Regions from separate parts of the Mus musculus genome. Here region 2 is linked to region 1. A link is a loop called in an ENCODE intact Hi-C map of the cell type or tissue named here. Cell type or tissue: heart. All regions are shown on one strand.

What was found. A loop is a pair of places that touch in the nucleus more often than their neighbours do. Peaks named below come from ENCODE experiments on the same cell type or tissue, not always from the same donor. Only the 100,000 strongest peaks of a DNase experiment are listed, where the experiment ranks them.
Region 2: it touches region 1 in a loop (2.0-fold over the local background); 3 of 42 quality-filtered maps call a loop at or near these places.

What each region holds. Positions count from the first base shown.
Region 1 is chr3:135,459,116-135,461,615 of GRCm38, reverse strand. It overlaps Ube2d3 (ubiquitin-conjugating enzyme E2D 3), which reads right to left. Exons shown (of 7, transcript NM_001356597.1): 5 at 1,536-1,641. Among named protein-coding and RNA genes, the nearest start is that of Ube2d3, 21 kb to the right of the region's middle. In heart, a CTCF peak has its summit at 1,328 (motif pointing right); no DNase peak of the experiment used is centred here.
Region 2 is chr3:135,400,984-135,403,483 of GRCm38, reverse strand. No RefSeq gene overlaps it. Among named protein-coding and RNA genes, the nearest start is that of Cisd2, 21 kb to the left of the region's middle. In heart, a CTCF peak has its summit at 1,028 (motif pointing left); a DNase peak (open chromatin) is centred at 1,013; H3K27ac peaks cover 897 bases.

The sequences.
Region 1 (2,500 bases):
AAACATTAATTACCCAAGCCTATAAATTACTAAAAGGCAATCTCATCCTTAAAATGTTTTGCGTACAATTGAATTTGCAGAGTAGAATGTCAAAAAAAGACTTGTCATTCAGAATCCAAAAGAGGACAGGAGGAACTTTCCATCTGGGGTATACCTGGAGATCTAGAATGTGTTAGACTTAACAGTACAAGATCAGTCTTTACGTAACAATCTTTCCCCAAATTCCCTAAGTATTCCACATTTTATTAGACACAGAATGATTATCATAGTTAAGTAATACCCAACTAAAGACAGGTTCAAAATCAGATACAGAAAATCTACACAGATGCTTATTAGAGTAGAAAGCTGTAAATGCTGTAAACCATGCCTGGCTATATTTTCCTATTCTCACCAAAAAGATGGCCCAACAGTTATAGGCACATACTATTTGTATAGAGGACAGTTTTAGTTTCCCAACTCCCACTCTTGGTGCCCCCTCACAACTGTCCTTTAACTACAGCTCCTGGTGATCTAGCATTCTCTTCTGGACTCCAAAACATCTGCATTCACGCGCACATTACCACCCACAAACAGTTTAGCACCAAAATAAGTTTATTAAAATTAATTTGGAGGCTGAAGCAATAGTTCAGTAGGTAAGAGCTCAGGCTAAACAAAAAGACCTGAGTTCAAATCCCCGCCGCCCATGAAAAGCTGTGCGTGCTTGAACCCTAGCATTGGTGGTAAAGTCAGGCAGACACTGAGAGTTACTAAGAACTTCTGGTTTAATGACAGAACCTAGCCAAGTGAAATAAAAGTATACAAGAGGAGTTTAATGACAGAACCTAGCCAAGTGAAATAAAAGTATACAAGAGGAAGATACCTCTGGCTTCTGATATATTACACTAAAAATAAACTGCCATTATGTGAAAAAAAAACTCACTAGGAAAATGCCCTACCAACATATTTTTAACTTTAGACAAAAATCCCTTTAAAATTTATTTTCCCTGATGAAGTATCAACCCAAAACACCCAAACCCACTAACTTTTTTTTCCTTTTTAAAAGATCTCAGTCTAGCCTCAGACTCACTCAGATTAACCAAGGACGATCTTGACTTCAGATCCTCCCGCCCCTATTCCCAAAAGTGCCATTGTTTAGGCATGTGCCACACCTGATTTATAGAACACTGGGGGTGGGGTGGGGGGTGAGTGGGAGAAGATTGAACAGTGAGCTTTGTGCATGCTAGGCAAGCATGTTATACTGAGATACATCCCCAATCTTGCAAGCAACTTTTTTTTTTTAAAAGATTTATTTATTTATTATATGTAAGTACACTGTAGCTGTAGTCAGACGCACCAGAAGAGGGCATCAGATCTCTGTTACAGGTGGTTGTGAGCCACCATGTGGTTGCTGGGATTTGAACTTCGGACCTTTGGAAGAGCAGTCGGGTGCTTACCCCCTGAGCCATCTCACCAGCCCGCAAGCAACTTTTAATTAAAATGTTGGCATAATAAAGTCACAGTAGCTGAAAACTATTATATTGAAATTATCATTTTACCTTTAGAAATAGTTAAAGCAGGAGACCACTGTGATCTTAGAATATCAAGACAAATGCTGCCATTACTGTTAATATTTGGATGATAAATTCTTGTTGTAAATGCAACCTAAAAAAAACAAATCACATGACACAACCTTTAGATGGCTTTTGCAAATGAAAATAAGTATACTTTAAAAAGCAAGGCTTAAAATACTAAGTCTCACCAGTGATCATAGTAATGAGAGAATATAAGGAGACAGGAAAATGTGATCAAAGCACGCATAACCATATAAGGAAATATTTATATATGGGAAATTTCAACAAAATCAATTTTAGGTAATAAAAGCTAGTTTTAAAAAGTTAACATCAGCCTCAGCACGGAAAAAGTAATTAACTTCGCTTTGAAGGTTAACTCTAGTAGTATAGCTTAACTATCAGAAGGCAGGCAATCTGTGAAAGGGAACTTAGGACCCTCAATGTAGGATACAGGCATATATTCAAATTCTATTCCCACTGCTGACACAACAAACTGAGTATAAGCTTTATACCCAAAGGAACTTGACTTTCTTACTACACTGTACTTTTAACATGACTAAAGAGGGTTAGAAAAACACCATAATTTAATACACATTATTTTCTAGTCATTCACATACCATGAATTTGAACTAATAGTTCTGAGAGAAAAAAAAAATCAAGGACTATACGCTCTGAACTCATTACTCTGCTTTAGCCTACAGAATACCAGGATTAAAGGTGTTGTTATAGATCCAGCAACTTAACCTTTAACACTATAGTCACCTAAGTGCATTAAAAGCAACTAGAACATAAGGCAAGTTGACTCTACAGCTTACTTACTAGACTCCAATACTTAGCTTAAGCATGGAAATACTTGAGCTTTGCAACTTCAAAAAGGCAAATCTTTTCTACATTACAGTGTTAAAATCTTTTGTCTAATCTTAGAAGTTAGGCATGAGTAAAGTATGTGG
Region 2 (2,500 bases), 58 kb after region 1:
GGTGTTTGAATCGCATAGATTGTGTTAGAGAATTTGCCCGCTACAGGGGCAATTGAAAGCCAAATGTGCAGCTGTGCCGCGACTGCCTCCACGTCTCTGGTGCACACAGACTGGATGAAGGAGGACACCTGTAGCTGCTTTCTGTGTTTAACTGCTGCATCTGCCCCCAGGCTTTTGTTCATAGTGGATTTTGACTGGAAGCCCTATTTTTCATTTTACTCAACAAATCTTTCTTTTGCAGAAGTCATGAAGCAGTCTTTAAATACAGTAGAATTACAAGCAGGTACACACTGCTAAGGACATTGCTCAGAGAGGCAGTAACAGGGTCTTTCAGCTCTCCCTTGGCGGGGTGGGGGCGGGGGGTTAAATGCGCAGATGCACTGCACATTAAGAAATGATGCTTTAAACAGTCTGGGTGAAACAGCTTGCGGAGCCTGCTGCTTCTCTCCTCCTTGAGGGTCCTGGGAATTGGACTCAGGTTCTCAGACTTGGCAGCAAGCACCTGCTGAGGTCTGCTCTTCTGATATGTTTTTGTAATGATAAGTACCGGCCCCATAGCCTGGCTGCTCCCTGGAAGGAGAGGATCTGCATGGACAATGTGACCTTGCTTCCTGATTAAAAGTATTGGTTAAATAAAGACGCCAACAGCCAATGGCTGGGCAGAAGAGACATGTGAGTGGTTTGGGTTTTCCAGGCTTGGAGTTGGAGGAGACCCTGAGGAGGCAGAAGAGGAGGAAGTGGAAAAAGGAGAGAGAGGACACCAGGGGTAAAAATCCTAAAATAATGGCCACGTAGGATGGCTGATTGGAGTTAAGAGCAGTGTTCTCTGACCCAAAGATGTCAGGATGCTGGGTGACATCACTAAGCCAGATGTGCCCTTTCTGTGGTCTTCCCCCACCCCAACCTTGAGGATTTACCTTCCCTACTTCAGCTGGTGGTGGGGCCTGTGGTTGGCCACTTCCTTTCACCAGATGAGAACCTATCAGGGCTCGCCCATAGAAATGGTGTGTGCGCTACTGCCACCTTGTGGCCGTATGTTCTTCACTCGCGCAGCACCATAAAAATTCAGTGCCAGAAACCTGAGCAGCGTGCATTTTTCCTGGCCACATCTTATCAAGCCACTGCTAATGCTGGATGTTGAAACTACGAGCGATAAAGCGGATCATAGGTTTCAATGTGGCAAGTCCTGTAAGGACAGTAATGTCCACGTGACAGCAAGTTAAAATGGTTAAGTGCCTAGCTCTCTCTCTCTGTGGAGTGATGACAGATGTGTCTACTCATTAAGCAGAAACTTTGCCTTGGTGAAGCATTTTTGTCGTGGAAAGAGTTATGGAAAGAGAACATGACAGATAAAAATGTCTTCTAAAGGAATCTACAGCAGTTGAAATGTGGACATCGGATACAGTAGAATTTCTAAAGTACTGTCCCACCGAGATTTCCTCACCCCAGTTCCTAGAACCTGTGAATCTATCCCACCTGTGAATATACCACGTGATTTGATGGGCCATACTCCAGGAAATTATCTATGCAGGCCCAATCTAATGTCTTTTTTTTTTTTAACATTTATTTATTTGGTGAGCGTGTGCGCACACACTCATTCATGCACACAAGAGCAAGCACGCAAACACATATGTAGATGTCCCCTTCGGGGCATGTGCTCACCCCGTGGTACTCATGCCAAGAGCTGGTTTTCTCTTTCTATCAAGGGTCCCAGGGATCAAGCTCAGGTTGCCAGTCCTGACTGCAGCCCCCTTCACCGCCTGGGCTCCTCTTGCTGACCCCACAGAAGCTCTCTGAAAAAGTTATTATTTGTACCGGGTGTGGTGGCTCACACCTTTCATCTCAGTACTTCGGGAAGCAGAGGCAGGTAGATCTCTGTGAGTTTACAGCCACCCTGGTGGCTTCCAATAAGATACCAGGCCAGACAGACGTACATAGTGAGTCTGTGTCTTAACAAAGTTATTTGGTTTTTAAATCATGGCAAACTACGTACATAATTCATCATCGTTCCCCATCGTAAGTGCGCACTATAGCAGTTTAACTGTGCTCGCATTAGGTGGCCAGCTGCCAGTACACTCCTAGTTCAGCTGAAGTTGAGGACCACTGAACAACAGTCTCCTCTCTCCTCACTTGCTGTCCTGCTGTATTGTTATTCTTGCTCAAACTGTACATGGAACTCCTATCAACATTAGAGGAAGTGACACAAAATTGTCTCTTGCTGCGCACATAAAGGGTTTTTCTTTGTGACTCAGTTGGTCTGGATTTTTCAGTTCTCTCAGTCAGAAATCCATTGACATTAAAGAAAGCGTCAGACTGCAGCATCAGTTTGACCAATTGGACGTATGCTTTCATTTCTTCCATTTTCAGTGGGAGGTGGTGCCCTGGTGCACGTGTGGAGTCAGAGAGCAATTGTGGGAGTCAGTTCCCACCTTCCACTCAGACTCGTGGAGTCAGATTCGGTCATAGGGCTCAGACACGAGCATCTTCACCCTTCCCGAAA